3 separate regions of the Homo sapiens genome follow, and all the other regions are linked to region 3. The links are chromatin contacts, found by Hi-C or POLR2A ChIA-PET in ENCODE. All regions are on one chromosome and are shown on one strand. The core of a region is the stretch at or near the end of the contact, and the rest is flanking DNA. Distances in the headings are between cores, read along the strand shown.

The links. Hi-C counts contacts between places; a loop is a spot of excess contacts on that map. ChIA-PET counts read pairs that join two places held with the same protein, here RNA polymerase II (POLR2A). Pooled maps may share reads with other maps.
Region 1: a loop to region 3 is called in a pooled map, with 5 times the contacts of the local background. The contact joins the enhancer-like site here to the promoter of METTL15 in region 3. A Hi-C loop is called at or near these places in 2 of 50 pooled maps. POLR2A ChIA-PET finds 5 or more read pairs at or near these places in 2 of 52 experiments (GM12878 and OCI-LY7).
Region 2: a map with no recorded cell type shows a loop between it and region 3 (13-fold over the local background). The contact joins the enhancer-like site here to the promoter of METTL15 in region 3. A Hi-C loop is called at or near these places in 2 of 37 single-sample maps with no recorded cell type and 3 of 50 pooled maps. POLR2A ChIA-PET finds 5 or more read pairs at or near these places in 1 of 52 experiments (B cell).

The regions. Positions count from the first base shown.
Region 1 is chr11:30,205,189-30,209,418 of GRCh38, forward strand. The region is part of intron 1 of ARL14EP-DT (ARL14EP divergent transcript); the gene reads right to left. Among named protein-coding and RNA genes, the nearest start is that of FSHB, 24 kb to the right of the region's middle. RefSeq lists an enhancer at 1,591-1,670. Within about 2 kb of position 1,268, at least 3 of the 41 ENCODE cell types and tissues checked have a DNase peak (open chromatin) inside an H3K27ac peak, as active enhancers do; they include GM12878 and OCI-LY7, where a contact is called at or near this core.
Region 2 is chr11:30,341,136-30,345,387 of GRCh38, forward strand. No RefSeq gene overlaps it. Among named protein-coding and RNA genes, the nearest start is that of ARL14EP, 20 kb to the left of the region's middle. RefSeq lists a silencer at 1,833-1,882. Within about 2 kb of position 1,701, at least 4 of the 41 ENCODE cell types and tissues checked have a DNase peak (open chromatin) inside an H3K27ac peak, as active enhancers do; they include B cell, where a contact is called at or near this core.
Region 3 is chr11:28,106,558-28,110,577 of GRCh38, forward strand. It overlaps METTL15 (methyltransferase 15, mitochondrial 12S rRNA N4-cytidine), which reads left to right and starts at 1,831. Exons shown (of 7, transcript NM_001113528.2): 1 at 1,831-1,895; 2 at 3,609-3,844. It overlaps KIF18A (kinesin family member 18A), which reads right to left and starts at 1,599. Exons shown (of 17, transcript NM_031217.4): 1 at 1,507-1,599. RefSeq lists enhancers at 812-1,336, 877-1,136, 1,337-1,860, 2,047-2,126, 3,372-3,872 and 1 more.

The sequences.
Region 1 (4,230 bases), core at 18-2,517, 2.1 Mb after region 3:
GTTAATCTCTGAATATTGAGGATGATGTGTGTATCAGGTTGTTGGCTTGTGTACAAATTTTTTTCTACAATGTTTTAGGGTGATTATGTGTAGAAATAACATAGGGTACTGCTTCCTTCAAGGCCTTTATCAAAATCAAATTGGAATTCTATCGTGAAGAAAGGGTGTTAAGGCATTCACTACTGTAATATGTTCTGTATGATATTGTTCAAAACCTTTCTGTGTCCATTGACACAGGTGACAATGCTTTGAGATAGTTTGGCTACAGTTATTGTCACCATTTTCTTACAAAAACCTTAGATACAAAGAAAGTTTATTTATTTTTCAGAGACAGGGTCTCCTCTGTCACCCAAGCTGGAGTGCAGTGGCATGATCACAGCTCGCTGTAGCCTCAAACTCCTGGGCTCAAGTGATCCTCCCACCTCAGTCTCACAAGTAGCTGGGACCACAGGTGCATGCAGCCATGCCTGGCTAATTTTTATATTTTTTGTAAAGAAGAGGCTTGACTATATTGTCTAGGCTGGTCTCAAACTCGTGGGCTCAAGCAATCCTCCCACCTCTCAGCCTCCCAAAGTGCTGGGATTACAGGCATGAGCCACTGCACCTGGCCAATGTTGCTGTTATTATTATCATCATTACTACATTCTAGGCTATATTTGTACTCTTAGAACAATGTTATAAGGGTATTAAGGATAAATTAGTCAAATGTCTTCCTTGTATGAATTTTATATAAACTAGGATCATGAAATATAATTAACTAATTGATGATATTCTAGAAGATAGAGTATTTAGATGCTCCGGAACTGGAATTCAATCAACTGTGAGAATTAAAATATCCAGTCTCCTCAATGTAATAGAGACAAATTCTCTAGTGGAAATGGTTCAGCAAGGATTTATTAAAACTTTTCTATAGGAGAAAAAGGCTCAGAGGATTTCACCATAAGTAGAAAATATGTAGAATCAAACTTAAACCTGAAGGCTTTGATCTTTCCTTTATAAAATTCAGCAGAAGTCCTTTCAAGAAATGTAATCCATTTTAAATATTTACCAAACCTTATTCTCAGCTGAAATGGGTGTCAAATCTCAAATTAGAAAGTCTCCTTTTTGGTTCTGGTCCCTTTGGATTTGGTTGCAGCATTTCCTATTATCTGTACTATAAAGAGAAGAGCCTTAGCACAAAAAGCTTCACTATCAGTGATGGAAATTGACAAATCAGTGAAAGAAAAACAAGGCAGCCAAAGAGGAAGTGGATCTCCTGTGTGTTCTTTAAAGGGGAAAACCACTTTTTTGACTATTAAGAACACAATGAAAGTAAAGCCTTAAGACAATATTTCCACCACAGACACAAGGGATGAATATTAAGCCTCTATTATGAGCCAGATAATACATATATCCTATGAATCTATCTTCACATAACCTTATAACAAAAGAATATTATTTCTCATCAATCTAAAATGCTTCAGAGACTCAGAGAAGTGAGTGGCCTGTGGTCACACAGCTAGTGAAACACAAAAGTGAATTTCAGTCCCAAAACCTGAATCCCCTCAGATACCTCAGGCTGTCCTTTTTCAACTGCTCAACAAAAGTTTACAGAAGTGCATCATTTTAAGCCGATTAGGAAACAGCTGGAGAAACGATAATATATAGATTCTACTCTCTGGGTGTTTATAGCCCCAGAAGACAGAACAGCAAATGTGTTAAGACAGCCGTGAGAAGACTAAAAAAAGGAAGCCACAGAAGAGCAGCCGAAACTCATACCTGCTCGGTCATTACAGGTCTCAAAAGGGATTGCACTTTCAAAGACACATCTGTGACACCATATAGATTTATAAGTATGCAAACTGAGAAAACATCATGAATTAATTTCATTAGCAGAACCCCAGAAATTCCATCCCTAAGCGGCCACCTAGGGTTGATCTCTAGGCATTTTTGAATTTTACTTATTTACTTTTTTGAGATAAAAACATTTTGCCTTTAATAATCTTTAAGGTATCGACTCTATTATTCCCTACACTTATGGTATTATAGTTTTCCACATTAGTTAGCAAGGTTAATTTATTAAAATACAATAAAAATTTATTGCCTACTAAATACATAATATTAATTATAAAACCAGTACCTACAGAGTTACCAACCCAGTATGGATTGCAGAATAAGGATGAGAAGAAGGTAATTGAATGACTACCAACCATGTTTTAAAACACAAAGACAACTTTCTTCTCAGAGATACCTGTTAACCTTCAACATCTCAGTTAAGTTTTAAAGGATACTGTTCTGTTTTGGTTAAAGAAAAGTATAGATTCATACAACTGTATCTTAAGCTTCAGACAAATTAGAATTAACTGCTTTATAATTTCTCCTACATTGGCACACCAGCCAGAATAATGAGGGCTGATGCTATGCTGAAATTAGAGTGAATCTAAAATCATAAGTCACAAAGAGTTTTTACAGTCTATAAATTGTCTCTTTTCCTGTCACGCCTACCCCATATGCAGTCACCATCATAGTAAACTATCATTCACAGTAAACTATCATTTTTCCTACCATGTTCTTTTATCTCAGTCAGGATGATAGGATTTTCAATTCTTCTGTCTTCATCCATCATCAAAACTTTATTGGGCTCCTGCTATGTGCTAGGCAACATACCATGAGCTGGAAATACCGGAAAAAGAATGAAAGGACCCATCTTCTCCCAGATATATACTAACTGTTTACCCCAAGAGCAAATCTCCTTGCTTAAATAGTAGTAGCAAGAGATGAGTAAAGTGGTTAAGCTAGCCTAGGAATGGCAAATAAGATAGCTCAGCAAAGCAATTAGGAGCCCTGGAGTCAGATTGTTGACACTCAAATCTTGATTCCACCTAGTTGTTTGACCTTGAACAAGTCACTAAAGTCTTCTGTGCCTGTCTCCTCATCATTAAAATATAAATAATAATAGTACTTAGCACATATCATTGTTCCAGGATTTAAAAAGAGAATACATGTTGATTACTTAGAATAATTTCTAGCACATAAATGTTCCATAAATGTTGGTGTGTCTTTCTTGCTAAGCTGATTAGTACTTATAACTAGTTGGGGTTTTAGGGGTACAGACATGATAAATAGGGATGCAAAATATTTATTAGAGAGTGATACCTGTAAAGGAAAATGAAGAAAAGGAAGGAATGGGCAGGGAGAGTGATCTTTACTTGCCTATCTGGGAGCTCTGGAGGACAGATTGTCCTTTAGAGGTGTCCCACATTGGAGAGAAATGGCTGGGTCCTTGCACCACAGCCCTGCTCAAGCATTGGAAAGGAGATGCCCATGGAAGAACCTCAACTCAAAAGCCGAGACAGATCCTGAAGGACCTAATAGCTGAAGGCTGCTAGTAACTCTACTCTTGGCAGGTAGGCAGCAAGTCCTTTCCCAAAGGGAGACCTGAGCATGCGTCTCCCTCCATCTTGGCTACAGGGGTTATTGTCTGGTGTGTTGGCCTGGAAGGGTTCTCAGGAAGTGTTGAGATTCAATGGACAAAGGCAAGTGGAGACATCATGATTGACTGAGACGTCAACCACAGGCCTTGAGCAAGAAGGAGAAGCCTACTTGCAGGAATTGGTTCTACTAGAACAGATTGTCTCAAAAGCTCCCCCACCTCTGACAAGCCCTGTTCTCTATTCCTTCTCCAGTAGTTTCTCTAAGACCCCAAGGATGGCAGAAGGGCCCGGACGCTAGGACCCTTCCTGCTTCCTAAACACTGTACTGCATATACCATGCTCTTCTGAGGGAGGAGTTACAGAATCCTAGAGTATCACCCAAGCTCCACCCTCAGCCTTGGCTATGTGTGCTCTTCCTGGTACCTCTTCTAAGGGCCAGAAATTCTCAGATGCATTCGGTGTCAGTCCACACCTGGAAGAGCCAGAGCTTGACATAGACAGAGCACCACTAATTATTTGCACCCCACTTTATTCCAAAATGGATTTACAGAATCTTCAAAAACAGTATACTGGCTCAGGAGATAGAGACCATCCTGGCTAACAAGGTGAAAACCCGTCTCTACTAAAAATACAAAAAATTAGCTGGGCATGGTGGCACACACCTATAGTTCCAGCTACTCAGGAGGCTGAGGGAAGAGAATCACTTGAACCCGGGAAGCGGATGTTGCAGTGAGCCGAGATCGCACCACGGCACTCCAGCCTGGGTGACAGAGTGAGACTCCATCTCAAAAAAAAAAAAAAAAAAAAAAGTATACCT
Region 2 (4,252 bases), core at 451-2,950, 2.2 Mb after region 3:
AAATTTGGAAGTATTACAGTTCTGTGAAATGCCACAACTAAAATGTGTTTTTTCCTCCTCGAAACTACAAGGGAGTGATTTCTTGGTTAAACATCCAGTGATTAGAAACTGCATTTCATGTCATTACAAGCAAACAAACGTTTTATTTTTTAAAGAGTTGCTGGCCAGGCATTGTGGCCCACACCTGTAATCCCAGCACTTTGGGAGGCTGAGGCGGGCAGATCATGAGGTCAGGAGTTCGAGACCAGCCTGGCCAACATAGTGAAACCCCCGTCTCTACTAAAAATGCAAAAATTAGCTGGGCATGGTGGGGCACACCTGTAGTCCCAGCTACTCGGGAGGCTGAGGCATGAGAATAGCTTGAACCCGAGGGGCGGATGTTGTGGTGAGCCGAGATCGCACCACCACACTCCATCCTGGACGCAGAGCAAGACTCTTACCTTAAAAAAAAAAAAAAAAAAAAAAAATGTTACCATAATCTACCTATCCTATCTTAGGTTTTGAAGCCTAAGATACGTTTTATAATAAATAGACTTATTAAAACTAATGTTTGCAAACATTGCTAAACTTAACAAATTGGCTAAGTTTCCCTTTGTTAACAAGCAATCAGTTACGCTGAAGAATTTGAAAAATGCAAATTAAATTGTTTTTTGTTATATTCTGACACCCCAAATTTATTATTTGGTCTTGAAGGTAATTGAAAATTAAATTGGTTATTTTGTCACATAAGATAAAGTAACCAATAGTAGCAGTACTGGTACCATGTAAATGGAGACTACAAGATTCTGGATAAAATACAAATTGAATTTTGGCATTAAGAGAGGTATTCAGGATTGCTTAGTGAATTGTGGTATATTGAGGTTTTTTAAAAATGCTAGCAAGCATCTAGCCATTTATGACTTAGTGAATGAGACTATGCAATGAAAATTTCTGCATAAAATACAGGCCCTACAGTTTGGTGTATGAAAATAAATTTATTATTCCAAAATAGCTCCTGACCTCTCTAAATTGGATGATAGACTTTCCTATAGAAAATGTTGAAAAAGAAACATTTTCTAATTTTTTCAGTAAAAGTTTCCATCTCATCCCCAAAAGCTGTAATTGAAAAAACATGCTTATTTTTTTCCTTGTGTCTTTTAAAGAACTACACATAGATTTTAGGGTCAGTGCTCAACTACAAATTCTTGGCAAACAAAGCCTCACACTGTGTGACATACCGACAACCCATGTTGAGAGGCTCCTTACACCTCTTGATGGGTGGGTGGATGGATGGATGGATGGATGGATGGATGGGTGGATGGGTGGATGGGTGTATGGGTGGATGGATGGATAGATCAATATATCAATTGACAGGCAGGCAGGCAGACACATCCAGTTGGTTCCCTTTCTCTGGAAAACCCTGACTAATACAGTAACCTAATTTGTTTCTATTTCAACTTGGTTCTCAGGTCCTGGCTCTAAAAATCAAATAAATTATAAACTATTAGATTGTTTGCTGTATCTGGCCTTAGATGAGTCAATAAAATATATAGTCAGTCATTTTTTACTCCTTTCTCTTGTTCATATTATCAAGTCCATTTGGTCACTGCTTGGAAAATTCTTGAATCTGCTTTGGGTTTTTGTTTTTATTTTTGTTTCCACGTCAGTTAAAGTCTGGTAGTGTTTTGCATGCCCAGTATCACTTCCCCTTCTGGAATTAGCACTCTGCAGTTGGCCTTTGAGAAACCACCCTTGTAGTCAGCCCATGTGGTTCAGATACAGTTGGCCTTACTTTGTGGTTGTAGGGTGGGTTTATCACAAGTCCTGGCCTTTGAGAATGTAGCATCTCACTAGCCTTAATGAATGTTAGAAGGGTGGATGTATGACTAGCCAGGTCAATCAAAGCCAATCAACTTCAGGCTTACTGAGACTAGAGAAGAAGTGATGCTTTTTTTCAATGAGGGTTGCTAAGTTTACAGGTTTAAGACCAGGCCTACTGGTGGCTAATCTTGGCACTAAGTGAGAATCTGCCTTAGAATGTAAACAACATACGTGAAAGTGGAAGCCAGAGACCAAGATAGATAGAATTTGGGTATCTCGATCCAGTTATGTCTGAAGTCAAACCTGGAATTTTCAGTTATGTGAGTCAATAATTTTGTCTTTTTGCACGATTGACCATTAAGTGAATACAAGGTAATGACTAGATGGAAAGTTAGCTCTACTCATTTGAGGATAAAAGATCAAGGGTAGAATGGCCTGTTTGAAACTCATGCCCTTGGGAACTTTTATCTTCTTTTTTTTTTTTTTTTTTTTTTTTTGAGACAGTCTCGCTCTGTCGCCCAGGCTGGAGTGCAGTGGTGCGATCTCGGCTCACTGCAAGCTCCGCCTCCCGGGTTCACACCATTCTCCTGCCTCAGCCTCCCAAGTAGCTGGGACTACAGGCGCCCAGCACCACGCCCGGCTAATTTTTGTATTTTTAGTAGAGACAGGGTTTCACCGTGTTAACCAGGATGATCTCGATCTCCTGACCTTGTGATCTGCCCACCTCAGCCTCCCATAGTGCTGGGATTATAGGCGTGAGCCACTGCACCCGGCCAGGAACTTTTATATCTTTTAAGGAGAGCAAACAGCTGTGACTTACCCCCACATCTTCAATCCTGCCCTGCAAAATCTTCTCATACCATTCTCATGGACCTTAACCTCCTTTAGACAAATGTAGCATGGCCTATGGTAATTTACCATGAGGGTCTGACATTCTGTAATAACAATAAGGCACTTGTAATTAAGTTACCAATTTAGGGTATTTGTATTGGTGTTACTTGCTTTTAAAGTGCTTAGCATGTTTGAAAATTGGAACTTGGACTTCTCACCCTCCAGAACTGTAAGAATTAAATTTCTGTTGTTCATAAGCTAAACAGAGAATACTTGGATAATTTTCTCTGTCATCCTATGTTTCATAGCTAGAACTCAATCCTAGGTCAAATGAATATAAATTTTTAATAGCTGTATCTGAATTAAATAACTTGTCAGGCAGTTAAAGGCATATCATTGACTTAAATTTGTGGTTTATAACACTGCTAGCAAAATGAAGTTAAAGCATCAACAGCTCCTGTTCTTCTTCCCTTTTACCCTTACAGGACTCTCAGTTCTGTGGTGTGAAAGAGGGGAAGGTGAAACTGGTTCCTGCCAAACAAAAGGGAACTCAGCACACACCTCAACATTTTCTATATGTCATTTCCAGAAATAATGATGCCAAAAAAAAAATCAAATGCATAATGACTTTCTGATACTTGACAGTGTATTTTATAAAGCTGGATATTCTTAATCATTTGTGATACAGGGATATTTAAATGCTTTCATCTTTTTTGATATTTTAGTGTATTGACATTTTTTAACTTTTTTTCAGTTGAAATTACATAAAAATATAGAGTATATTTGGTTAGACGTTCATAGGTTCACCTATTTCTGAGGTTCCTGCTTCAAAACATCTTTATGGTGATATCGACTTTCTTGAAAAAATACACAGTTCTAAAATTGGATAAATTTAGAGAAATAATTTGGTTTGCTAAACCTTGGCTATTAGCCAAAATTTGGGTGAAAATAAAGTAGGACACTTTAGAAAATGAAATTGTTTTTATACTTTATATGTTAGTCCTTTTAGGCTGCTATAATGAAATGTCATAGACTGGATAGCATACAATCCACAGGAATTTGTTCCCCACAGCTCTGGAGGCTGGGAAGTCCAAGATCAAGATGCCACCAAATTCAGTGTCTAGTGAGGGCACTTCCTGGTTCATAAACAATGTCTCTTTGCTATAAACCTCTCACAGTGGGAGGGGCAGGAGATCTTTCGGGAGCCTCTTTTATAAAGGCACTAATCCCATTCATGAAGGCTCTGTCACCATAAGCTAATCATCTCCCAAAGACCCCACCTCCTAATACCATCACTGTTGGCGTGAGGATTTCAATATATGAATTTTGGGGGAACAAACATTCAGACCCTAGCAGATATTACCACATTTCTTTATTCCACCTTTCCTAATAAGTGGCTATTTTTATCATTTCACAGATGAGGAAACTGAGAGCTAAAGAATTTAGATAACTTGCCTAGGGTCACATAGTTTATCAGTGGAAGAGAAGGGAATCTAAATAGATTGTTTGACGCCAAAGTTCCAATGCTGGTGGATATTTTTCTATTCTTCTTTGACCATTCATCTTATACATGTGAAATTCTTTCTGTTCAGGATTCATTGAAGCTATGTGATTCTGATGA
Region 3 (4,020 bases), core at 581-3,080:
AAAAAAAAAAAAAAAATCATTTTTATCGTGTCTCTTAATTGATTTGGGGTATTTCTATGATGGGACAAGATGCACTTTCAATATAAAAATATTATGTATTTGTAAATACTTTTCAATAGTAGAAGAGGAAGGGCTGGGTGCCCTGCCTCACACCTGTAATTCCTGCACTTTAGGAGGCCGAGGCGGGCAGATGGCTTGAGGTCAGGAGTTCGAGACCAGCCTGGCCAACACAGTGAATCCCCGTCTCTACCAAAGATACAAAAATTAGCCGAGTGTGGTGGCAAACGCCTGTAATCCCAGCTACTCGGGAGGCTGAGGCACGAGAATTGCTTGAACCTGGGAGGTGGAGGTTGCAGTGAGCAGCGATCACGTCACTGCACTCCAGCTTGGACCACAGAGCGAGACTCTGTCTCAAATAAATGAATAAATAATAGAAAAGGAGATTAATTACTACTATTAAAGGCAGATAATCTTTTAAGTTTTTTTCTTTGTGATTGTGCTTTGTAGATAATCTTTGTTTATTGAAATAGTTCTTACAAACTATGAACTTAATAAGAAGCACTATCTAGTCATTGGATATCACATTCTCTAGCATCAAAGTTTATAAAAACCTTACAAAAACGAAACAGGAGGCTAGACGTGGTGGAATGACACTAAAAATTAAAATCTGTAGAGTGCCTAAATTTCTACCTAATTATCCATAATCTAAACTATATATTATACCACAAAATCAGTTCATTCTGGTCAAATACTCTCTTCTCATATAATAAACAGCAGTCAGTCTTGGCTTCTCTGTAACTGAGTGACTAATGAGCTCCTAAAAAAAAAAAAAAGTCCTGCGGAAACCAAGAACAGACTATAGGACTGATTCTAAATGTTTACAGTTTAATTTCATCTGCAGAGCATTTGCCAAACAGTATCTCTTCCGTACCTCATCTGATCCTCGGCAATCCCGTTAGGCAGTCAGAGCGGCTTTTATCTCGATGCTACCTACAACTGGGGCTCAGGAGGGGTTCCCGATTGACCAGTGCAAGACTAACAGTTAAAGCTCTTCAGACAAAAATTTTATGCAGTGATGAACAAAAGCTCCTCGTTTGATAGGTAAGCCCCTGGGTACGCTTATATGTGAGTCTGAAACAAAACACTCCCAATTTGGAGTCCGGAAAAAAGCTGACACTACAAGGTGCTGGGCAGTTAAAGTTCTCTGCCAGTCTGGGAAAGGGGCCAAGATGCCCTTTAAAACTTAAGACTTCCTCTCAGGACTTAAGGAGATCCCTGCCCTTCCAGCTGAGCAGTCGAGGATTACGGTCAAGCAGAGCTGTGCTCTTAGCAGGTTCTCGAATCCCTTTTTCCTTTCACTTTCTCCCCAGGTACCCTGATCCCCCACCCCTCAACGCTTCTGTGTTTGTCAAGAAGCCCACCTGGTCTTCTAGACCTGAAGCGGCAGGACCCTCCGTTCCCAATAATACAAGTCACCAAAAGGAGCGTCCCAGAGTCCAGTTTTACCTTCATGTGCCTCTCACTCACTTCAGGCCCAGGCCAGGTTACCGCAACCACTTCACTTTAATGTCCGCCTCCCAGCGCTTCAGACTCAACCACAATATTCAAACCCAAGCCACTTTCCTCAGCGCTTCGTTTCATTGGCTGCCGCTCGCGTGATGTCATCACGTCGGACGCTGTCACGGCTCGCGGCAGCTTGGCGCCAAGAAGCTCAGCCTGGCTGCGCAGGGGAAGCTCTTTGCTTGCTCGTCACCGTGGCAACGCGCGCGGCCGTTTCCGGAGGCGGTGGCCAAAGTGGGCGGGGCTAGGCCGGAGCTGCTGGTGGGAGGCAGCCACTTGAGATCACCAGGCCTCCTGTAGACCGGCGGGTGCAGGGCCCGGTCCCAGAGTTAAGGGTGTGAGTGAGACTGCTGCGGGCAGGGGTTGGCCTATGCCCTCTGCTAGGGGGAGAGGTGGAGTTTGGGTGTGGATTAATGGGTTCTGGGTGTTTATTTTCTTTTCTCTGAGTAGTGAGGCCTCCAAGAAGTTGTAGGGACCTGTTTCTTCCAGACACATTAATATGGGCCAAAATGTGGGGTCTCTTCACCTGAATTAATTGGAGATCTTTTGGGTTGAGGCCTCAGGCTTCATTTCTCAGGACTTCCAGGCCTACTCCCATTAGTACTGACCGTGAAACTATTTTCTGTTTGGTTACTTTTTACATTCTCTGTCTAATGATGGCATAACAAAATAAATTTAAAGATTTTGGCTTGGTTTATTATTAGGTGAAGTGATTTTTTTTAAGTCCCAGGTTATAGATATTATTTCAGCATAGACACTTTAAAAAGAGAGAAAATACCTGGAACAAATCGGAAATACGTTTGCTAAAATAACTTTATTTGGCAGGGTGTTTTTAATAACAGTATCTGAATTTCATTGTTCTATATATTACTGTTATTGTATCCATTTAGCAATTATTTAGATTTTAGACACAATAGTATGCAATGGAATCAAACTCTTCCCTCTTGGAGCTTATATTTTGTGGATTCAATATCACTTTATAAATAGGATGACTCATACCCATGCAGAGTATTATAAATGCAACAATATATGGAAACCTCTGTATTATGGACATTTATTTCCTGTTGAGGAAAATCGGGAGTATTGTGTACTGTATGTGATGCATGTTATATTATTGTTTCTGATCACTAGACAGAGGATCAATAAAGCTACTACTTATTTTTGGCTGTATTACGTGTATCTTAGCTAATGAAATGGTTATTTGTGTGCTGCTGGTCTTGGTAATAAAATCGAGATGTCTTTATTTCCAGTAAGAACTCATTGTATAGTACTTTACGTTTTGACTTCCCAGGTATTTTATTAGTCCCTTTACATATGGTCTCTCAGTTAATTCTCAAAACAGCCCATGAGACGTAGGTAATATTATTTTCATTTTTCTGAGAGAAAACTGAAGTTTTCAGAAAATTCCTAACACAAAATTTTGTCTTGAACTATACAGGCAAGGCAATTCAGAATTGAGTCATTTGTCTCTGAAATACTTTCTGGATTAAGTGACATTAAGAGAATATCTTAATCCAGTCTGAAAATATGCATATTTTGCCAGTTGCTTGTAAAATTGCATGGATCATTGGTGAAGAATAGAAGTGTTTTAAAGTTTGTCTTTTTTGACACCCACATTGTATAAGGTTTATCAGTGCCACAGATGTTTTCACACCTAATCCAAGTACTTTAGATTTCAAATTCAGTGTTACACTTGCCATTTAACAGTGTTCAGATGATGAGGTCCATATTTTAAAGGAATTGTACATTTGGTTAAAGCAGAGAGATTTTGACATTACAATCAATCCCACTACTGTGCCACCTTGCTCCTTGTAGTTTCTAAACATAGAGCTAATGAGACAGAAATTCCCACTTTTAGTTAAAAATTGGAGTATAACTGCTGTGTTATCAGAATACAAGTTTAATATACTTTCATTGTAAACCAAAGAGCAGAGATAAGGATAAATGAAAAGTTAGATTTAAAGTTGTTTCAGACCAAAAAATAAAAATGGAAAAAGTAAAAGTGAATTTAAACATGGCAATAGTGAGGTCTTATTTATTTCCCCCAGGAAAGTCGTTTGGAAACCCCAGGCCAACAGGACCCTTTGGCAGCTGAGGCTGGAAACAGCGGAACCAAAGGCAGACGGTCCTCAGTTGCTTGGGCGGACGTGGACCCAATCTGTCCGTCCTTACAAGTTTCCCCCAGGGGCAGGACCTAGACGCGCGGCGCATTCAGGTTCTCCTGGACCGTAGTGGTAGTCGCTGGCCCGAGTTAGAGGCCAGCTGAGAAGTCTTCGTGCTTCAGGTGAGGAGAAGGGGACCGAGTCCCGGGAACTCGTTTTGGAAACCACCAAACCTTTGGGGGTACTCCACAGGGGTCGCTGGATTCGTCCGGAGCAAAAGAAAAATACGCCCCTGACCCTCTCCCTCTCTTCAACACGCCTTCAACCTGGGTTTGGAAGTTTCCGAATAGTTTTTCCT